Linked DNA regions of Homo sapiens: regions 1 and 2 are each linked to region 3. Evidence: chromatin loops called from intact Hi-C (ENCODE). Cell type or tissue: Calu3. All regions are shown on one strand. Links, peaks and the distances in the headings refer to the core of each region. The heading gives the core; the rest is flanking DNA.

The links. A loop is a pair of places that touch in the nucleus more often than their neighbours do. Peaks named below come from ENCODE experiments on the same cell type or tissue, not always from the same donor. Only the 100,000 strongest peaks of a DNase experiment are listed, where the experiment ranks them.
Region 1: a loop joins it to region 3, with 8 times the contacts of the local background. A loop is called at or near these places in 58 of 110 quality-filtered maps.
Region 2: a loop joins it to region 3, with 9 times the contacts of the local background. A loop is called at or near these places in 66 of 110 quality-filtered maps.

The regions. Positions count from the first base shown.
Region 1 is chr11:94,410,971-94,418,898 of GRCh38, forward strand. MRE11 (MRE11 double strand break repair nuclease) reads right to left here. Exons shown (of 20, transcript NM_005591.4): 20 at 4,600-7,928. Among named protein-coding and RNA genes, the nearest start is that of GPR83, 14 kb to the left of the region's middle. In Calu3, for the core only: no CTCF peak of the experiment used is centred there; no DNase peak of the experiment used is centred there.
Region 2 is chr11:94,500,282-94,508,440 of GRCh38, forward strand. It overlaps a transcript of MRE11 not described here. Among named protein-coding and RNA genes, the nearest start is that of C11orf97, 8.1 kb to the right of the region's middle. In Calu3, for the core only: a CTCF peak has its summit at 4,581 (motif pointing left); no DNase peak of the experiment used is centred there.
Region 3 is chr11:93,891,347-93,899,505 of GRCh38, forward strand. It overlaps the pseudogene LOC101060084. Among named protein-coding and RNA genes, the nearest start is that of VSTM5, 45 kb to the left of the region's middle. In Calu3, for the core only: no CTCF peak of the experiment used is centred there; a DNase peak (open chromatin) is centred at 4,225.

The sequences.
Region 1 (7,928 bases), core at 2,929-7,928, 520 kb after region 3:
AGATTGAAGCCCAGGTCTGACTGATCAACAATCTTATCATTAGCTTCTGGGTGAAGAGTACTGTTAAAGCCTAAAACCAAATGGAAGAAACCTTTTACTGTGAAGTTCACAAAATCAAATAAATGACTAGGTATTGGGTAGGGTGCAGTGAAGGAGGTGCTCTCATGTTGCTGGTGGGAGTATAAATGGATATATCCTTTCTGCAAAGGAATCTGGTAAAACTGTCATAAGCCTTAAAATATTTTCATCTCCTTTACCTGAAATTCTATTTTTTACTCTATCCTAGCCTACGGATATAATTTTTAAAATGTGGTCAAAGATTTATGTACAACTGACAGCATATTTTATTTAAAAAGAGTCCTTGTTGTTTATTATATATACGCATGTGCATATATACATGCAGATTAAATAACACAATGTCTGGAATTTGCTTCAAAATCATCTGGACCTGGGGAAGAGAAATGGATTGAAGCAGGATGATGGATATATGTAGGTTTCTCACACCCTATCTCCACATAAAAAGTATAAAAATATTATGTAAAAAGATGACTCCATCAAGCATTATTTATTATAGTGAAAAATATATTATGCTGTGGTATTCCATGACCCAAAACACTATGCAACCATTAAAAGAAATGTTTTTGAGAAAAATTTAGTAACACAGAAAATGCTTTCAGAATAACACAAGCAGGACACAAACTGATACAATTTCACTTCAATTATGTGAAGCGTTAAAGGGCGCACAGTGAAATGTTAATAGCAGGATTTTGATATCCTTTTTCTTCATATTCTTTTGCATTTTTCACAAATACTATTTATACTCGGAAAAAACTCAGTAGTTTACAGAGGACAACAGTCCATCTTTATCTGTAACAGGTTCCTAATTATTGCCACTGTCACAGATGAGTCACTGGTCTGATCAGCCAACTGAACCAATCTGACTAGGGTGGCAATTTTGGGTAAGAAGGTGTTTGGAAATCAAGTCATTGACTTCATAACTTAAGACTCTAATGCCTCTACTGCATAGCACAGTCATTTGTGTTTACGAGAGTTATTTCCATTGTCAAGGAGTGAGGGGGAAATTAACAGCTCTGCTTTATTTCTGTGAGTGCTTTGGAATTTTTTTCTTTTAACAAAATCTATTATGTCTTCACATAGTCATGCATTAAGTATTTACTAAGAGCCTGCTCTATGCCAGGCACCATGCTAGGCTTGGTTCAGAGACAAAAACAGCAAGGGGCATTCCCTTAAGGAAACTCAATTTAATGGGAAAGGCAGTGTCGAGAGTTATGGCATCACATAATAAAAGGTTGTGGAAGAGGTGAATTCAGGATGAACCCAGGCTGGGAGTCCACAGCCTGCCAGAAGGCACTTGCTGTTAAGAATTGTTATTTAGGAATTAAACTTGTAAGTACAGCATAAATGGCATGGTCCGAGCATGGTGGCTCATGCCTGTAATCGCAGCACTTTGAGAGGCCGAGGTGGGCGGATCACCTGAGGTTAGGAGTTCGAGACCAGCCTGGCCAACACAGTGAAAACCCGTCTCGTCTCTACTAAAAATAGAAAAAAATTAGCTGGGTGTGATGGCTCGTGCCTGTAATCCCAGCTACTCAGGAGGCTGAGGCAGGAGAATCACTTGAATCTGGGAGAGATGGAGGTTGCAGTGAGCCAAGATCACATCACTGCACTTCAGCCTGGACGACAAAGCAAAACTCTCTCGAACTTAAAAAAAAAAAAAAAAAAGACATGGTCATTTTCTTCACACAATTTCGATTTTTATCACTCTACCCTTAATTTCAGCCTTTTATAATATCGTATGATTTTGTCGAATAGTCTAACTGGTGGGTCAAGAACGGACTTTCACCTTCAGATCCTACATGTTTCCTTCACTGTGTACAGACTTTTCCCCTGAGATATATGATCATCACAACCTTCCCTGTTCCACTGCCTGCAAGCTGCATCTTCAACTGTAATTGCTAGAATTTGTCTTTATCATAGCATGAACTTTATGAAACACAAGGCAGTTAGAGCCAGTATGAAAAAATACAACTTTTCTTTCTCTGGTGCTCAAAAATAATGGCCTCAAATGGCAATTAAAAAAATCTTATTAGAAGCATTTTTTAAAAGCATGTAAGATCAATGATAGCTATTGCTTACATCCTGTGAAAATGAGTTGCTGATCTGGCCATGTTTTCTAGAAATATCCTTAAAGATATTTTTACATGGTATTGTTGTTAAAACAAAAACAATCCACTTTAATCATTATTTCCCCATCTGTAAGATGCAATATTAATCAATAGCTTAAATTAACAGATAATTATTTTCTTTCATGTTCTGAGGATCTGATTTGAAACAAAGCACATAGCAGAAACAAAATAGAAAAAAATAGCCCAATAGCAATTAAGAGCATAGAAATCAATTCCCAGCTGGACTGTGGAGTTGAATTGGAAAGGCAAAACATAAAGTTCTGAAGATAACACAGAAGTTACATGAGCTTAAGGTAAGCAATGTTTTTCTTGAACAGAACACAAAAACATTACACCTTAATCAATGTAAGTTGGACTTCATAAAGTCCAATTATGCAATTATAAAAATAAAAAAGTTATGTTCCTTAAAAGACCCTCTGTTCAATTAGACACCATTTATACAACAAAAACCAACTCCAGATGCAAAACCAGATAAATTTGACTACATTAAAAACAAACTGTTGCACTGCAAAAAAAGTCACCATAAGCAAAATAAAAATACAAACAAGAAGTTGGGAAAAAATTTTACAATATATTATAGACAAAGGGTTAATATCTAATATTTAAAAAATACTTTTTATATCGAGTGAAGAAAAAGGGGACTAGACATTCTAGAAAAATGAGTAAGATACACGAACAAGCAATTCACCGAAAATGGGTGTAAAAATGTGCCTTAAGCATATTTTTGCAAATTCAACTTAATTCATAAGAGAAATGCAAATTATAATTACACTAAGATGCCATTTCTTGTCCATCAGTTTGGCAAACAATCAAAAATCTGACGACAATACATTCTTCTGATGGTGAGGCTATAGAGAAATAGGTAGTCCACATATTGTTGGTGGGAATACCACTTTTATAAAAAGGAACTTGGCAACACCTAACAAAACTACATGTACATTTACTCTTTTACCGAATAATCACATTTCCAGGAATTTACTCTGAAGATAACACTTCTAAAAATTTTAAAATACTAGTATTAGTATTGCAGTATTAAAAATACTAGTATTAGCATTGCAGTATTATTTGTAATTGTAAATATCAGAACTACCAAAAGGCACAAATATAGGAGGACAGAATCCACTATGGCATTTAAACTCAATGGAGTACCATGAGGCTATAAAAAAGGAAGATCTCCATAAAATGACATGGAGTAGTTTGTAGGACAAAAAACTCCATTTGTTCAGACAAAAAGAGTATATATAGCATAAAACCTTTTATGTAAGAAAATAGGGGACATGAAAAAATGTACAAATTTGCATATTTTGGTGAAAAGAATAAACAAAAATGAAATTGGTTACCTACAATGGGTGGGGCAAAAAGGGATGAAAGGAATAGGGAAGGGAGTAAGACTTGAGTGTGCATTTGAATGATTTAGACTTCAGGAAGCACGTTGATACTCTACATATTCACAGAATAAAACTAAACCTAGACTAGAGGGAAAAACATGCTATATAAGGAAAGTATTGGAACAAATAAAAAAATTGGAAAATGGACTGTAGATTAACAGTATGGTGGTTATAAAAGGATATTCTTGTTCCTAGGGAACATACAATGAAGTATTAAAGAGTAAAGGAACATGACATTCCAACCTAGTGTCAAAAGATTGAGAAATTTTATGTGTGTGTTCACATTTGACATGAAAATATATGTATATAACATATACATATATGCACATATAGAATTTTTTTAATGACAAAATGTCAAAAATTGGTTAATCTGAATAAACTATAAAAAGTTATCCATTATTCTTGCAACTTTCTGTAAAGTTGATACTCTTTCAAGTTTTAAAAATATGATCTGGACTTAAAACTACTAAAAACCTCAGAAATCAGTACTGGAATGACAAACCACTAGAAACTTTCAGGATACCTATGATGGGTTTATTTATTTATCTCATCGTTTATGGTAAAACACTTTAATGAGTGTAAAATGGATGCCTTCATTTCCAGACTACCCAAGAACCAACGGAAATGCAGTTGGGCCTCTCAGCCTATTAAGCAATGGCCTTTTGCCTCTAGCAAAATGTACTCAAAGTCAGATATACCATCCCATCAGTTCAAATGCACTAACAGGTAGACTGCAGTTATAAGCTTCTATGTAGAAAATTCTGATTTTTACATAAAATATAAACACGAAACACTTGGTACTGATATTGAACAGGCACTGTGATCAAGGGTACTTATGCACTAGTTTTGGGTATTTGTACATGAACCATCTTGACTACACAGTGGCTCAGAGGCAGAACAAAGTTTGCATGGGCCAACCAGCCTAATATCCATTAAACCTCTTTTGTTAATCAGCCATAATGTGCAAAAGCCAGCCAAGAGCCCTTTAAAAATCACTTTACCACTTTTAATGTCAAGGCACCACAGATTAAATATCCTTTTATTTGACTCAAACTGAACAATAACATTTAAAACACACAACGGGAAGCAGCGCAGTTATCTCTCAAAATAGACAATGATGGTTTAATTAAGAGGTTGATAAAGCATATGTAGAAAAGTCAGAATGTCAAAATAAGTACCAAGGAGAACATATACTTTGAAAAGGGGGCTAAAACATGTAGCTATACAATCTGGGGTTCTTATCGATTGATGGATAGATTGATTGAGACAGAGTCTTGCTCTGTTGCCCAGGCTGGAGTGCAATGGCGTGATATCAGCTCACCGTGACCTCCAACTCCCAGGTTCAAGCAATTCTCCTGCCTCAGCCTCCTGAGTAGTTGGGATTACAGGCGCCCACCACCATGCCTGGCTAATTTTTGTATTTTTAGTAGAGTCGGGGTTTCGCCATGTTGGCCCTGCTGGTCTCGAACTCCTGACCTCAGGTGATCCGCCTGCTTTGGCCTCCCAAAGTGCTAGGATCACAGGCGTGAGCCACCGTGCCCGGTGCTGGGATTCTAATTCAACAATTTTTCTTGGTAGTCTTGCCAACAGTAATTGGAGAAACGTGTTCCTAATTGTCGGTGGGGAGAGGATTAAAGGTAAGCACACACATTTTAATACACATTCAATGTCTGAATTTGAAGAATAAAAATGCATTGCTTTCACCACTTAAAAAGAGCTAAAATCAGATCCAGTTATTTGACACAGCAAAGACATACAAATGTACATGGCAACAGCAAGTTATATAAGCTGGTTCTTTAGATCAAACTAAAATTCTAGTATTTTCTGACCAAACTAAGTTCAAAAGTACTAAAAGAAAATGAAACAGGCAAATGATGAAATGTGGATCTTTTTCATTCAAGAATATGGAAACTCATTGGACTGAAAAACCCAAATCTTCATTATACCAAACTTCTATAATGATCTTAATGGTAGTTAGCTTTAAAAAAACACAAAATAGGCTGGGCGTGGTGGCTCAGGCCTGTAATCCCAGCACTTTGGGAGGCTGAGGTGGGTGGATCACAAGGTCAGGAGATCGAGACCATCCTGGCTAACACAGAAAAACCCTGTCTCTACTAAAAATACAAAAAAAAAAAAAAAAAAATTAGCCAGGCGTGGTGGTGGGCGCCTGTAGTCCCAGCTACTTGGGAGGCTGAGGCAGGAGAATGGCGTGGAGCTTGCAGTGAGCCGAAATGGTGCCCCTGCCCTCCAGCCTGGGCAAGAGTGCGAGACTCCGTCTCAAAAAAAAAAAACAAAAAAAACCCAAAATACTATGAATTAAATTTATGACAGATACAAAAAGGACATCAGATTTCTTTGGGGGAAAGTCGCTTTTAAATTCTATATTTCCAAAAAAGATATTTTACATTTAGATACTTTTTTTTTTTTTGAGATTGAGTTTCACTCTTGTTGCCCAGGCTGCAGTGCAATGGCACAATCTCGGCTCACTGCAACCTCTGCCTCCTGGGTTCAAGCGATTCTCCTGCCTCAGCCTCCTGAGTAGCTAAGATTACAGGCACACACCACCATGCCCAGCTAATCTTTTGTATTTTTAGTAGAGACGAGGTTTCACCATGTTGGCCAGGCTGGTCTCAAACTCCTGACCTCAGGTGAACCCCCTCCTCGGCCTCCCAAAGTGCTGGGATTAAAGGCATGAGCCACTGCACCCAGCCCATTGAGATACTTTTTTACTCAGTTTTTTTCTAAGAATGGATTTTCCTCTTTATGAAAACAAAATATTCCTTTTCTTTATAAAACTTTATAGGCAAATTTATCAAGCTGGTAAATTCCATAACAGGCTGAACCAAATGAAATACCTAAGTAAAGCAAATTACATGATTAGAAGGCTAATTATGGTATTACTGCATAGGTTTAGTATTAATGCATATGTTCTAAGTTTATTGCAACTACACTAACTTCGTAATTTTAGATTTGCAGTTGCATCCTCCTAACTGCGTCTAATGGCAGAAGCACCACCTTGTGGCAAAAGTAGGAGCTTTTAAATTACAGAAGTTAGGGCTTGTTACCCAGAAAGGAGAAAACAATATAATGGGCATCCAGGACACTGCGCTATTTCTTGACCTGTAGAGGGATTCCATCAGTGCTCAATTTATAATTATTTATTCAACCATATGACTTTTCTGTATTTATTGTATTTCCTACTTTTAAAAGTTTGGGAAAAAAGTCTTTTACATACCTGAATTAAAGGTCACATTCCTAAATGCTTGAATTTTCTAAGCACCACTTATATTTTCAAGAATTTCCTAGAACTTCGAGGAATCTTTAACCTTGTAAATGCACTGTTGTATTTTTATGATAGGAAATAAAACACCAGAAAGACACTTATTCTTTGGTAAGTAACAGAAGAATTCCCTACAGATGTCTTCCTCTGAATGTTTTCATTCCTGCTCTCCCAAAGCCTCCAAGAGCAAATGCAGCTGCTTTCAAATCATCTGAAAGACTTCTACATTCCTATACCAACAGGTCTGAAAATTGTTAGAAACAAAAAACAAAACTCCCCTAAAACCAACAGATTTTGCAGGATCAATATAAAATATTAAGGATATATAGCACATTTAACTATGTAACAATATTCAATCAAAAAAAGGTTTCCCTGTCACGTTTTATTTACCATATTTTCAGGGCTTGATACATAGTATTCACAAAATGACCTGAATTAGCTGGAGAGATTTATCACCCTCTGTAACTGCTATGTCATCACTTTCCTTAGCGGTGAACTGAATCGCATTTAGTACCTCTTTTCACAGCCAAGAGCAATTTTTTTTTTTTTAAGGAAAAAAACTTTATTCCTTTTTTCCTAGGAACTTGTCAGGATACTTTAGTGACCATTCCCTCACTATAACTCTCACCCAGACCCACCTAACTGATGCATGAGAAGAGCCACTAGCTGATGTGGCCCACAGCTCAGACTGAGCCAGCATGGCTTGTGCAGGGGTAGGTAGCACAGCATCATCCAGACACTGCCTCCCCTGGTAGCTTCCATTACATCATGGACAGCACTGCTCTTCCCTGACTTAACCTTCTGCTTTGTTCAAATACTAGAAATATTAGATTTCAAGTTCAATAAAGATGTGGGCAGATCTGCCTAAGAATATTTCACAGGACAATGCCTTCCACTGAGTTAATGTTACTTGCTCAAATAACCCTTATGCTCAAGTTAGGTACAGAAAAAATATTTTTAAGAAAGTCAATAGAATGTTATATTGCAAGTTTTGACTTAGGCCTCTTCAAAAGTGCTATATGAGGCAGCCACTAACCAAGTGTCTGTCTCTTA
Region 2 (8,159 bases), core at 1,819-6,818, 610 kb after region 3:
GGACCTAAGATGTGTCTATTCCCTTGTTTTCAGACCTCAACACTCACTCACTGATGCTAGAGAGCAAACTCTACACATAAGACAAATCCCACCCCTGAGGGCAGAATTTGTATTGTCTGCTTCCTTTATACTTTCCAGAGCATTCACTAGACTGCTCTGTGCACAGAAGGCAGTCACTAATCGTGCTTTGAAAGGATTACTTCTACTTTCCAGTTTAGGCCGGCTAAATAGCTCAGTTTACAAACAGAATTTTCTCTAATCTTGGAAAGTCTATACAAAGACTTATTAAAAAATAAAATCTGAGTTTTTCATAACTAAGGGTTTAATTTTGATTAACATATGCTTGAGGAAGAGGTAATTTTTGTGACTGTTCAAGATTCATAGCGTCATTCTTAGGCCTAAAGTGGAACTAGTTGCCTTTGCTTTTATGAATCTTAAATATGCTTTTCCAGGGAGCCTTCCAACCCACAGCCTACCACAGTGGTGGGATTTAGAGTCTTTATACTACAATCTGAAGACATTTATTTGTATTATTTGACATCTATTATGTTATCTAACACTATGCTGGAAAATCATGATCAGAAGAAGCCCAGAGACTATACTGAGATTTATGTCCCATACCAAAATGAAATCTCTGGATCAACTCTTGATTCCTGATCAACACATACACCATCTTCACCCTACCTGCAATGGCTCTAGGAATTTATGCAACTGCCTACAAAATAATATCACCAAATCATTATGTCTTTGCTATAATTAGTTTATCATAAGATGCTCCAGTCCATCTGTAGGATTACTAGATGACCACTCAATTTGTTCAATATGAAATGCTTTCTCTAAAGGATATTTAAGGTCTATCTTTATTAAGTTCAGAAGAGAGTAAACCAAGAAGGATTAAGTGTAGCTGATTGATGTTTTAAATTCCTGGAAATTTCCCTTGGAAACTCCAAAATTTTACTTCTCAGAACCTAAGTGGAAATGATCTAAATCAGTGCCAACACATAGAAACATGGGCCTCATGTAATTTTATGTTTTTAGCATGACTATTTTAGATACCTCATATAAGAGGACTCATGCAATAAGGACAGAATTGCATTTTATGGCACACAAACATAGATAAGCAAAAATCCTAGCAGTTGAAAATCGTAAGAGCCATATTAAAAACAGGTGAAATTAATTTTATATATATATGACAATACATCCAAAATATGAGATATATATTTAAAATTTTTTGAGATGTTTTACTTTTTTTTGCAGTAAGTCTTCAAAATACAGGGTGTATTTTACAGCACATCTGGATTTAGTCACATTTCAAGTTCTCAGCTATGTTTGTCTAATGGCTACTCCATTGAAAGCACAGATCTACATGCCTGAAATCATTCCCTGGAGGCACAGAAGGATGGTTACACAGAGCATTAAACTCTGAGTGAGACAAACTGAGTTCAAATCCTCAGTGCCACCTGTGGGTCACTTTGGGCAAAAAAAAAAACCCCTCGGTTTTCTCATAGGTAAATCAGGGATAATATCTATCTTGTTGTAGGCTAGTTTGTTATTTAAATGTAAAAATCATATGGTGTTATTTATTTTGTCAATTTCTTTAATACTTTAAAAATAAATATCAATATGAAATACATCGAAATCATATTGTTTTTTTAAAAAGCTATGTGTTTATCAATGTCCTCCAGTCATCTTTTATGAATGAAATAGTCTCATCTGATCTTCATGAAAGTTCTTATATATATATAAGATGTGGTACACCAAACCTCTGTGACAATATTAATAGCTAACAACTGAGTGCTCACTGTGGGCCAACTATGCTGTATGTGCTTCACGTGTGTGATACCATGTGAGCCTCACAACAACTCTCTGAGATAATCATTGTATAAAAGGAAATCAGGTTTATAGAACTTACACGGATTGCCCATTGTCATGCCATGTGCGCATGATGGAGGTTTGTCTATCTGATTCTACCACCTTTCCTCTTCACCATACACTAGTATTTGATATGTATTTGTAAAGTTGATTAAAGAATGCATCATTTGGTGCATGTTTAGTGTATCTTCTTAAGTTCCCAGAAAGCTCATGTTCAAATGTCACAGCTTTTTACCTGTGGTGTTTTTGAATATTATCTGTATACCACCAGTTTGTCTATCATAATAACCAAAATTCCATTTTCTTTAATATTATTTTTATGTAGTTTATTTATAGTAGGGTTTGAGGACATAACAATTACTATCAGGAGCACAAGCAACTGCATTTGCTTTTAAAGCTGCAGTTTATATTTTTTGAATTTGGTTACTTGTATCTACTTTTAAATATGCTTGCCATTTATCCACATATGAAGTATATGTTGTACATAGGCTATAACTAAATTTATTTATTTATTTTTCAATTTTTGTTTTTTTTCTTTTTGAGACAGACTCTCACTGTTGTCCAGGCTAGAGTGCACTGGCATGATCTCAGCTCACTGCAACCTCTGCCTCCCAGGTTCCAGTGATTCTCATGCCTCAGCCTCCCAAGTAGTTGGGATTACAGGCGTGCGCTACCATGCCCAGCTAATTTTTTATGTTTTTAGTAGAGACTGGGTTTCACTATGTTGGCCAGGCTGGTCTCAAACTCCTGGCCTCAAGTAATCTGCTGGTCTCGACCTCCCAAAGTGCTGGGATTACAGACTTGAGCCACCATGCTTGGCCACTAAATCTATTAATTATATTCCCCTTCCATGTAAGATTCCATACTTATGTGCAAATTTCTTGTTATTGTGTGAAGAACACTTAACATGAGATCTGCCCTGTTAAAACTTTAGTTCATAGTATTTTTTTTATCTATAGGCACAACGCTTGTAGATCTCTAGAACTGCAGAGATTCTAGATTGTACAGCAGATCTCTAGAAATTATTCATCTCGTATAACTAAAACTTTATACTCATTGAATAACTACTTCCCGTTTACCCTTGCCCCAGATCCTGGCAGCCACCATTCTACTCTCTGTTTCTAGGAGCATGACTATTTTAGACACCTCATGTAAGAGAACTCATGCAATAAGGAGAGAATTGCATTTTATGGCACACGAACATAGATAAGCAAAAATCCTAGTAGTTGAAAATCATAAGAGCCAAAGCAATATTTAAAAAGAAAACACGGTGGCTCACACCATCCAACATTTTGGGAGGCCAAGGTGGGCAGATCACAAGATCAAGAGATCAAGACCATCCTGGCCAACATGGTGAAACCCTGTCTCTACTAAAAATACAAAAAAATTAGCTGGGCATGGTGGCACACCCCTGTAGTCCTAGCTACTCGGGAGGCTGAGGCAGGAGAATTGCTTTTGCTTGAAACCAGGAGGCGGAGGCTGCAGTGAGCCAAGATCGCGCCACTGCACTCCAGCCTAGGCAACAGAGTGAGACTCCGTGTCAAAAAAAAAAAAAGAAAGAAAACGTTAAAATCGGGATTTTTATAACCTAATTTTAAGACTAGCTATACTTGCAGTGAGCCGAGATCCCGCCACTGCACTCCAGCCTGGGCGACAGAGCGAGACTCCGTCTCAAAAAAAAAAAAAAAAAAAAAAAGACTAGCTATAAAACAACAGTATTGAGACAGTGTAGTATTGGTGGATGGACATGTGGATCCATAGAACAGAACAGAGTCTAGAAATAAATCCAGATATAGATAATTAATTTTTGACAAAGGTGCCAAGGAATTCAGTGGGACATTCTCTTAAACAAATGGTGCTGGAACAACTGAATATCTTCTTGGAAAAAACATGAACTCATTTATAGGCAGAAAGCAGTTCAGTGGTTTCTTGGTCACGGGGACAGAGGTTGGACTACAAAAGGGCAGGGAGAACCTTTTGGAGGTGATGGAAATATGCCGTAGCTTGATCGTGGTAATGATTTTGCAGGTGTACACAACTGTCAAAAGTCACTGGGTTTTAAAGAGTAATGCAGGGTTTTTGTACATAAGTTATATTTTTATGAAGTCGATTTTTAAAAATAGATATCCAGATATGACTAATTTTATTCTTTTATTATTTTCCATGGCAAGCATAAGATGACCTCATCCTCAAATTCTAGGGATATATCTTCAGGGGGGCCTGTTATTTAAAAAAATATGTTTCACCAATTCACTGGAATTTTAAAATTCCAAGTAACACAACCTTTATAATCAGAAGGACCAATTTCTCCATTAAATGACAGAATGGGAAACAAAATAATTGCTTTAAAATAATTAGTCCATTTGGCAGGATTCAAGAAATTTGAAAAGATGGTTAGTTACTATATAAGAAGGATTTGGTTGGCTTTTAATTTAAATCAGGACTGTTAGAACCTACAAGAGGATACCAAAGTGGTTTTAGCATCTACTTTTCCGAAGAAAAACGATAGCATTCAACATCCCATTGTTCATTCAGTTTTGCTATAAGACAAACTGAGATGATTTCTTGAGACCTGTTTTAGATCTATAGAATTAAACACAAGTAATATGAAGTAACTTATTTACTCTGGTAATATATTAAAACTTTTTATTTCTTTGATAAAGACTTCATTTTTTACACGAATGTGTAACTTTTTATAAGAAAACTTTAGTCTTGGGTTTTGTCTCCATCTAGTGGTCATGTTGGTCTTTTCCATTTACAGTCAGGCTTGGGTAAATGATGTATCGCCTATACTGACAGTGATCTCATAAGATTATAATGGAGCTAAAATTTCCTATCACCCAGTGATGTGGTAGCTGACATAATGTCATAGCACAACACATTACTCACATGTTCAAGGTGATGCTAAATGTAAACAAACCTACTGCACTGCCAGTCATGTTTACATACAACTACGTACAGTACACAACACTGGATAATGATAATAAACAACTATGTTACTGGTTTATGTATTTACTATAATATACTTCCTGTCATTATTTTAGGGTGTTCTTCTACTTATTAAAAAAAGTGAACTGTATAACAGTTTCAGGCAGGTCCTTCAGGGAGTATTCCAGAAGAAGGCATTATCATAGGAGATGACATAGGAATAACTCCATAATGTTATTGCCCCTGAACACCTCCCAGCAGGACAAGATGTGGAGGGGGAAGACAGTGATCGTGATGACCCTATTTTGGCCTTGACTAAGTATGTGTTTATGTCTTTGTTTTTAACAAAAAAGTTTAAAATTTAAAAATATATAAATAATGCATATTGAAAATACAAAAAAAGCTCATAGAATGAGGCTATAAAAATACTTTTGCATAGCTGTACAAGGTGTTTGCATTTTAAACTAAGTGTTATTACAAGATTTAAAATGTTTTTAAAAATTAAGTTTATAAAGTAAAAAAAGGACAGTAAGCTAAAGGTAATTTATTATTGAAGAAAGAAAAATATGTTTGCATAAATTTAGTGCAGCCTAAGTGAACAGTGTTGATAAAGTCTATAGTAGCGTTTGGTAATGTCTTAGGCCATCACATTTGCCCACCACTCACTCACTGACTCACTCAGAGCAACACCAAGTCCTTCAAGCTCCATTCATGAAGTACACACTCTACAGGTGTACCTTTTAAAGTCAACTATACCATATTTTTACCGTACCGTCTCTATGTTTAAATTTCTTAAGATACACAAATATTTCCCTTGTGTTACAATTGCCTACAGTATACAGTATAGTAACATGTTCTACAGGTTTGTAGCCTAGGAGCAATAGGCTATACCAAGTAGCCTAAGTGTGTAGTAGGCTGTGCCACCTAGCCACCTAGGTTTGTGTAAGTGCATTCTGATATTTGAACAACGATGAAATTGCCTAACAACACATTTCTCAAAACACACTCCCACCATTAAGCGACACATGACTGTAATTGAAATTTTAAAAGGATAACCCAACCATCCTGGATTTTTTTTCATTCTGTTTTTGTTGTTCATTTTCAGTTTTTTTTTTGGGTAAGGATTGAAAAACTTTTAAGTAGTATGCTTATTACCTGGGTGATGAAATAATTTGTACAGCAAACTCCTGCAACATGTAATTTTCCTATATAGCAAATGTACCCCTGAACCTAAAAAAAAGTTAAAAAGAGAAAAATGGAAACCACAGTGCATACCTAAAACAGTACCTTTTATACTTATTTGTGTCAGTAACTTCTTTCAAGAGAATATGCATTGGTATATAATTGAAGACACACATGTAACAATTGGAAACAAAAAAAATCAAAAGCCATTTAGAAAGAGAAAGAAGGAAATAAACCACCTAAGTCAATATAGTTATTAAAATTGATAAGATTATCTTTAAGGTTTTTGGTAATGAAGAAAAAAGAGGAAGACAGTAATTGCTTTTTTTGTTTTTTTTTTTTTGAGACAGGGTCTTGCTCTGTCATCAAGGCTAGAGTGCAGTGGTGCGATCATGACTCACTGCAGCCTTGAACTCCTGGACTCAACTGATCCTCCAGCCACTGCCTCCTGTGTAGCTAAGACTACAGTGCAAGCCACCACGCCGAGCTAATTTTTTAATTTTTCTTTTATTGAGAGAGTCTTGCTATGTTGACCAGGCTGGTTTTAAACTCCTGGCCTCAAGCGATCCTCCTGCCTTGGCCTCCAAAAGTGCTGGGATTATAGGTGTGAGCCACGGTGCCAGCCTTTTTTTATGTTTGTTTTGTGCATATTTTTTAATTTGATCAAATAAACCACATTTTTATGAGTAAAAATATTTTTAGACATTTTTTTCTAAATAAAATATTCTTAATTTTTGTATAATTTTATAGAACTATAGCATACACAAAGTAAAATTCAGAAATCTTGGTGAGTTCTTCAAAGTGAATAGGGTTATGTAACTATCACCCAGCTCAAGATCTAGAACATAATCAGCACCTCCAACAGCTACTTTGTGCTTCCACTCAGTGTTCCCTCAAAGGTAACTATAATCTAACTTTTATTTCCATCATTTAGTTTTGCCTACATAAATGTAATAACTTATTGTGTATATTTTTGCATTTGGTTTATTTCACTCAACATTACATCTATGAGATTTCTCCATTTCTGCATGTAGCAGGGTTTTGTTCTTTTTATTGATGTATTCCGTTATATGAATATGTAATAATTTATATATACATGATATTGTTAACTTTTGGGGGGATTTTGCATTGTTTCCACTTTGGGGATTTTATGAATAACGCTGCCATAAACATTCTAGTACATGGTTTTGGTGTACATACTATACATTTCAGTGCATATCTAGTAAAGCCTGCTGAGCCACAGGATATACTTATATTCCACTTTAGTAAAAACTGCCAAAACAGTTCTCCAAAGTAGTTCTACCAGTTTACACTCTTAGCAGCAGAAGTGAACGTTCCGATTGCTCCACACGCCCATGGCTCTTGTTACTGCCAGGTTTGTTGATTTTCATTTCATTTTTTTTTAATAGCCTTCCTAGTGGGCATGTAGTAATAGCTCATTGTAGTTTTAATTTGCATATTCCTGGTGACTAATGATGTGAAGCAATGTTTTTATGTGTGATGACTGACCACTTGGATCTTCTCTTTCATGAAGTGCTTCATCTTTCTCCATTTTCTTTCTGGGATGTGTGCACGTTTCCTATTTTTAGAAGTTCTTTATATATTCTGGATCCTAGTTATTTTTTGGATATATGCTCTCTCGGTCTGTGGCTTGCCTTTTCACACTCTTACTGGTGATTTTAATGAAGAGAATATCTTAATTTTATTTATTTATTTACTTTATAGAGACAGGGTCTTGTGCTGTTGCCCAGGCTGGAGTGCACTGGTGTGATCGTAGCTCAGTGCAGCCTCAAATTCTGCGGCTCAAGCAATTCTCCTGCCTCAGCCTCCCAAGTAGCTAGGACTACTAATTCATGTATTTGTTTTTGTAGAGAATCTTGCTATATTGCCCCAGGCTGTTCTCAGACTCCTGGGCTCAAGCCATCCTCCCGCCTCAGCCTCCTAAAGTGCTGGTATTACAGGCATGAGCTACAGCATCTGGCCTGAGAATATCTTAATTTTAACGACCTCTACTATATCTATTGCCTTCTTTTGATTAGTGCTTTTGGTTTCCTGTTTAAAAAGTAGTTGTCTACTCCAAAGGGTAGACATGAGGAAGACATCATGAAGGTTTTTTTCATTGTTATACTCTAGAAGCTTTTGTGTTTTACCTTTAGTGCTATTTTGAGTTGATATTT
Region 3 (8,159 bases), core at 1,419-6,418:
TCTTGCTTCTTTAGCTCAGTATTACGTTTGTAAGATTCTTCTATAGGGTTTTAAGTAGCTATAGTTCATTCATTTTTGATGCTATATAGGTAGACTCTCTTTATATCAGGAGTGGCTAAACTATGGCCCATGGGCCAAATCCAGCCAGTGGGCTGTTTTTGTATGGCCTGTGAACTAAGAATGTTTTTTACAATTATAAAATTTTAAAACAAACAACTCTCCACTGCTGCCCCCTAAAAAAGGCCAAAATATGAGGCAGACTACATATGACCCGAAATCCTATATCCTATTATCTGGCCCTTCATAAGAAAAGTTTTTCAACCCTGGCTGTATATGAATACACCATAATTTACTTATTTGCTGCCTTCTTGATGGGAATTTGAGTGGTCTGCAGTTTTTTGAGTACTGAGAAATGTTGCTGTGAACATTCTTTTTTCTAACAAAAGCTACTTCAGGCTGGAGGTCTGAACATTTTTGTACATGTTTTCTAGCACACATGTACCTGTATTTTGTAGGGTATATACTTAGAAATAAAAATTCTAGATCACTTAATATATGCATATTCAAATTTAGTAGACAACCCCAAACAGTTTTCCAAAGCAGTTGTACAAATCATAAATCATACTCCCAACAGCAGTGTGTGAGAGTTTCAGTTGCTCTATATCCTCACTAACACTTAATATTATCAACTTTAAAAATGTTTGCTTTTTTTTTGAGTTGGAGTCTTGCTCTGTCACCCAGGCTGGAATACAGTGGCATGATCTCGGCTCACTACCACTGCAACCTTTGCCTCCCGGGTTCAAGTGAGTCTCCTGTTTTAGCCTCCTGAGTAGCTGGGATTACAGGTGCACTTCAACATGCCTGGCTAATTTTTGTATTTTTAGTAGAGAGAGGGTTTCGCCATGTTGGCCAGACTGGTCTTGAACTCCTGACCTCAAGTGATCTGCCCGCCTTGGCCTCCCAAAGTGCTGGGATTACAGATGTAAGCCACCGTGCCTGGCCAAATGTTTGGTTTTTATATACTGTTATATCATCGTGGTTCTAATTTAGCATTTCCCTGCAACCAAGAAAGGTTGTGGGACATTTATATTTCTTTCTTCCTTTTTTTTTTTTGTAAAGTACTGGTTCAGTTCTAATATCTTTCCTATTTTTCTATTGGTATGTCCATTTTTCTTACTGATTTGAAGAAGTTCCTTATATATTTTGGATATGAATTTTTAATCAGTTATAAGTATTGTGAATATAAGTTTGCCTTTTCACTCTCTTAATGGTGAAGACTTGATGAGCAGAACTTCTTAATTTTAATGTAGTAAAAATTTATTGATATTTTCTTGAACAGTTAGTTCATTTGGTAATTTTTTTTGTTTGTTTTGAGACATAGTCTCGCTCTGTCACTCAGGGTAGAGTGCAGTGGCGTGATGTCAGCTCACTGCAACCTCCACCTCCCAGGTTCAAGCAATTCTCTTCCTCAGCCTCCCAAGTAGCTGGGATTACAGGCGCCACCACCATGCCCAGCTAATTTTTTTGTATTTTTAATAGAGATGGGGTTTCACCATCTTGCCCAGGCTGTTCTTGAACTTGTGATCCATCCACCTCAGCCTCCCAAAGAGCTAGGATTACAGGGGTGAGCCACCGCGCCCAGCCATTTGGTAACTGTTTAAGAAAACTATCTTCTCCAAGCTCATGAAAATATTCTCCCATTTTATCTTCTGAAGGCTTTATAGTTCTTTTCTTTTCTTTCCTTTTCTTTCATTCATTTTTTTTTTTTTTTTTTTTGACAGAGTCTTGCTTTGCTGCCCATGCTGGAGTGCAGTGGTGCTATCTTGGCTCACTGCAACCTGTGCCTCCTGGGTTCAAATGATTCTCCTGCCTCAGCCTCCCAAGTAGCTGAAACTACAAGTGCATGCCACTATGCCCAGCTAATTTTTGTATTTTTAGTAGGGACAGGTTTCACCATGTTGTCCGGGCTGGTCTCGAACTCCTGACCTCAAATGATCCATCTGCCTTGGCCTCCCAAAGTGCTGGGATTATAGGCATGAGCCACTGAGCCTGGCCTAGTTTTGCCTTTTCTGTTAAGTACTGGATACCTGGAATTGATTTCTGTTTAACCCATATGGATAGCAAATTGTCCCAGCAGCACTTATTTAAAAACCGTTCTTTCCCATTGCCCTGCAGTGCTGCCTCTATTATGTATCAAGTGTTCATATAATGCAAAGTTCTCTTTCTGGACTCTATTGTATTGGTCTGTTGATCTATGTACCAATCCATTCTGTTTAAAATATTGTAACTTTATATCAAGTCTTGACATTTGACAGTGCCAGTCCTACATTTTTCTTCTTTTTCTTCCTCCTCCTTCTTTTTCTTCTTCTTCTGGTGCATCTTGGCTATTCTTTGTCCTTTGCATCTTCACATAAATTTGGGGATCATCTTTTCAAATGCCACTAAAAACTGATTAGCATTTTGACTCGAATTGCATTGATTTTATAAATGATTTGGGAGAATTGGCATGTTTACAATACTGAGTCTTCCAATTTATGAACATAGTATATCTCTTAATTTAAGTAAGCTGTCTTTAATATCTCTCAATATGTTTTACAACTTTCACCATTAAGATCTGCACAATTTTGTCATACTTATTCCTAGGTACTTCATATTTTTTTTGAAGATGCTAAAAAGGTAGAGTCTGTTTGCCACAGATACATAAAATTTTTCTGTGTAACTTTGATTATTCGTGAAATGAAAAAGACTCTTTGATAAAACCTCTGCATTTACCTCACCTTCCTCTCATTTACCTGGGTCAGTGATGGCTCACCAGCAAGACAGAGGCATGTTTTTCCTTGATGGAGGGTACCCTTCTATGGACTAATAACAGCAATAACCAAAACTTGATCAGCACTTTATTTTTTAAATTTCTTTTCCATATTTCATTTCAATAGCATGATCAGCAGTTTAAAAAGTGTTTCCCTTTCCTGTATATCATATGGGCAGAAAAAAAGCAAAGTTTCCTACATTAGTATCTTATTTAATCCTTATAACTATCTTGAAAATAGACATTTTAATTTCCATCTTACTAGTGAGGAAACAGTTTCAGGGAGCTAAAAAGGCTTGCTCATTCTGTCAATGGATAAACACATAAAGAAAATTTGGCATATATACACAATGAAATACTATTGTGCCTGCCTTGAAAAAGAAGAAAATTCTGCTATTTGAGACAACATGGATGGACCTGGAGGACATTATGCTAAGTGAACTAAGGCACAGAAGGACAAATACTGCGGATCTTACTTATATGTGGAATCTAAAACAATCAAACACATAGAAGCAGAGAGTAGAATGGGGATTACCAGCAACTTGGGGGTAGGGAATGGGGAGATGTTAGTCAAAGAGTACAAAAGTTTAGTTAGACAGAAGGAATAAGTGTTTGGATATCCATGGCACAGTGTTGTGACTATCATTAGTAATAATGTATTCCATATTTCAAACTTGTTATGAGAGTGAATTTCAAATGTTCTCATCACAAAACATGGTAAGTATTTGAGGTCATAGATATATTAATTAGCTTAATTTAATTATTCCACACTGTATACATATATCAAAACATCACTTTGTACTCCATGAATATAAACAACTGTAATTTGTTGATTTACAGTAAAAAAAAAAAAAAGACTTGCTCAAGTTTGCATGGCTTTATTTAGCTCCAGTTCAGAACTATTGACTTCAGTCTGTTCTCTTTACCTGACCCACATTTGCCTCACCACCTGGCACCTTTGAAGGTGTGGGTTTTTGTAGTGCTTCGTGCAGTGTTTTGTAGTGCCGGATCAGATTAATATTTGGGGAGCTAGAGAGTAGACCTAGAAGAAAAACAGTCTACAGGGACTAGATTTTTTCTATTTTCTACCTAACAGGATACTATACTCACTTGTCTTTTTAGGGGAACCATAATTCAGTCAACAGATCTCAGTTCCCACTAAATTTGCTTTCGATACAGGCTTTCTGTTTAGAAATGAGTGCCAGTCCTAATGAACAGTGATATTTTTTTTTCTTATTAGACCAGAAGAAACTTGAGGGCATATATTTATAGTCATGGTGCCTGTTACAATGTTTTGGCAAAAAGTGTTTGCTGAATGAGTGCATTTTTCTGCTACGTATACAATCTAGAAGCTTATCTTCCAAGAGCTAACTATTTAATACCTTGAAGACTCAACAGGGGGTGCTCCAAGACTGCCTAGTGTAGTTCACACTTGGTGAAAAAGAATGCTGTTCACCTGCCAAGGAGCTGAAATCTGTGCGTTTTGGTTTAAAACAGGAGCAAGAAGGAGAAGGGGGAGGGAGATGAGAAAAACCTTTGGTTTTGGCATTCTTTTCATTCACAGTTGAGCCATAGTATGAGATCCTCTGTGGTTTTACTTAGGCATTTATGATTCCCTCAGATTTGAGGAGCATTTTCTAGCTCCTCTAGGGCAGAGCTCTCCTATTTTACTTTGTACTCCATACAAGAATTGATAAATTCTGGTTGAACTGAGACAGCTAGCTCTATCTGGAAGCCTGACCCCCATAAACTCTTCCCTGAATTAAGTTTCCTCCTCCTCCATTCCCTTTCTTGGTTGATGGTGTCTGCCGGCCCCAGCATTAGAGTTAAAACTTCAGAGCCACCCTGCTGCTCAGCAATTTCTCCATGAGTCCAGTTGGCATCTAGTCCCATTACCTGCAGTAGTTGTTTTAAACCTTCACTTCTCAATCCTCCCTCCTCCCTCTTTGCTCATCCCACCCCGCTGTTTCAGGAGGTGACTCTCTACTCTCTGAGCCCCAATTCACGTTTCAAGTGGAAAGCGCCTTGTGGAGTCTCCCTCAGCTTTCTAAGTGCACCTTTGGACCACTCCATACTCCCATTTGTCCTCTGTTTCCCTCCCCGTGATCCTGGAAGAGGTATCTTAGATTGTAGTCAACATGAATCCTACCCCTGTCTGGTCTTCCATTTATTTGTTCATTTATTCACCCATTCTTCAAACATTTATTAATCACTGCTATGTGATAGGTTCTGGGAATACAACAGTGAGTACAACTAACAAGGTCTACTAGGAGAGACAGCTGTTAATTGAATAACCAACCTACTGGATGAAGTGGGGTCAATGTTCTCATGCTGTGCTAAGTTGTACTGAGATAATGCAGCTTTTGTTGTTGTTGTTGTTTTTGAGATGGAGTCCCGCTCTGTCACCTAGGCTGGAGTGCAGTGGCGCAATCTCGGCTTACTGCAACTTCTGCCTCCAGGGTTCAAGGGATTCTCTTGCCTCAGCCTCCTGAGTAGCTAGGATTATAGGCACACATCACCATGCCCAACTAAATTTTTTTTTGGATTTTTAGTAGAGATGGGGTTTTGCCATTTTGGCCAGGCTGGTCTCAAACTGCTGACCTCAAATGGTCTGCCTGTCTCAGCCTCCCAGTTGCTGGGATTACAAGCATGAGCCACCGCGCCCGGCCAACACAGCTTCTTAGTTCCTATAACTGATATTTCTTCCTCAAAAGCCATTCTTCCTCACAAGCCAGTTAATAGTATCTCAGGCTCAGAGTAAGGATTCAGACTAAACACACCTGGGGAGGCAATCCCTCTGATAAATCACCTGTACCTGATGGGAAGGGGCCCTGCTTGATCCCTAAAGAAGAGCTTTGCAGGGCACAGTGGCAGGAGGGCTCACCAACAGGCTGGCAGTTCTGATTTCTCATGTTATGCTGTCCCTGTGTCTGTGTGTCAGCGCCCCCCATGGCCTGTGTGGGGGGATCAGAGCATACCTGGGTGGGTCAGGGTTGTGGACATGCAGTACCCACAGAAGGACATGGAGAGGATTCTGGGAACAAGAGGAGGCAGGACCTGGTGGGTTTCTGGGACAGGTCCATGCCCAGGGTTATTAAGTCCTAGGTTCTATTATATGAAAATCAGGTTAAGATGAAAGCTAAGTGGGTCAAAACGGAGGGAACTTGAGGTGTGAGGAGTTTCTGAGCAGACACTGGGAAGGTGAGGCCTGGATGAAGGTCCTGAGCTGGAAGAATAAGAATCTGCTGGCTGGACGTGGTGGCTCACACCTGTAATCCCAGCACTTTGGGAGGCCAGGCAGGTGGATCATTTGAGGTCAGGAGTTCGAGACCAGCCTGGCCAACATGGTGAAACCCCATCCCTACTAAAACAGAAAAATTAGCCGGGTGTAGTGGCAGGTGCCTGTAATCCCAGCTACCTGGGAGGCCGAGGCAGGAGAATCGCTTGAGCCCGGGAGGTGGAAGTTGCAGCGAGCTGAGATCATGCCACTGCACTTCAGTCTGGGTGACAAGAGTGAAACTTCATGTGAAAAAAAAAAAAAATCTGTTTCATAGCTCTTCAGTCACCTGTCACTCACTCATATCTGAAATTCCACCATTAGCCCCTTACTCTTCTGACTCAAGGTTTCAGCCTATATCAAAAGGGAAATAGTGTCTCAGGGAAGGGACATGGAGCTCCTCTCACCTCTTCTATCCCTACCATCAGATTCAAATAGCAGCTGCTGGTAGTTTGTATTTCTCTGGGATCAGTGGTGATATTCCCTTTATAGTTTTTTATTGTGTCTATTTGATTCTTTCTTTATTAGTCTTGCTAGCGGTCTATTTTGTTAATCTTTACAAAAAACCACCTCCTGCATTCATTGATTTATTTGAAGGGGTTTTCTTGTCTCTATCTCCTTCAGTTCTGCTCTGATCTTAGTTATTTCTTGTCTTCTGCTAGCTTTTGAATTTGTTTGCTCTTGCTTCTCTAGTTCTTCTAGTTGTGATGTTAAGGTGTTGATTTTAGATCTTTCCTGCTTTCTCCGATGGGCATTTAGTGCTATACATTTCCCTCTACACACTGCTTTAGCTGTGTCCCAGGGATTCTGGTACATTGTGCCTTTGTTCTCATTGGTTTCAAATAACTTATTTATTTGTGCCTTAATTTCATTATTTACCCAGTAGTCATTCAGGAGCAGGTTGTTCAGTTTCCATGTAGTTGTGCAATTTTGAGTGAGTTTCTTAATCCTGAGTTCTAATTTGATTGCACTGTGGTCTGAGAGACTGTTTGTTATGATTTCTGTTCTTTTGCATTTACTGAGGAGTGTTTTACTTCCAATTATGTGGTCGATTTTAGAATAAGTGCGATGTGGTACTGAGAAGAATGTATATTCTGTTGATTTGGAGTGGAGACTTATGTATATGTCTATTAGTTCGCTTGGTCCAGAGCTGAGTTCAAGTCCTGAATATCCTTGTTAATTTTCTGTCTCATTGATCTGTCTAATATGGACAGTGGGGTGTTAAAGTCTCCCACTATTATTGTGTGGGAGTGTAAGTCTCTTTGTGGTTCTTTAAGAACTTGCTTCATGAATATGAGTGTTCCTGTATTGGGTGCATATATATTTAGGATAGTTAGCTCTTCTTGTTGCATTGATCCCTTTATCATTATGTATTACCCTTCTTTGTCTTTTTTGATCTTTGTTGGTTTAAAGTCTGTTTTATCAGAGAATACTATAAACACCTCTCTGCAAATAAACTAGAAAATCTAGAAGACATGGATAAATTCCTGGACACATATACCCTCCCAAAACTAAACCAGGAAGAAGTCAAATCCCTGAATAGACCAGTAACAAGTTCTGAAATTGAGGCAGTAATTAATAGCCTACCAACCAAAAAAAAAAAAAAAAAAAAAGCCCAGGATCAGATGGATTCACAGTCAAATTCTACCAGAGTTACAAACAAGAGCTGGTACCATTCCTTCTGAAACCATTCCAAACAATGGAAAAAGAGAGACTCCTTCCTAACTCATTTTATGAGGCCAGCATCATCCTGATACCAAAATCTGGCAGAGACACAACAACAACAACAAAAATTTCAGGCCAATATCCCTGATGAACATCAATGTGGAAATCCTCAATAAAATATTGGCAAACTGAATCCAGCAGCACATCAAAAAGCTTATGCCCCATGATCAAGTTGGCTTTATCCCTGGGATGCAAGGCTGGTTCAGCATACACAAATCAATAATCGTAATCCATCACACAAACAGAACTAATGAGAAAAACCACATGATTATCTCAATAGATGCAGAAAAGGCCTTCGATAAAATTCAACACCCCTTCATGCTAAAAACTCTCAATAAACTAGGTATC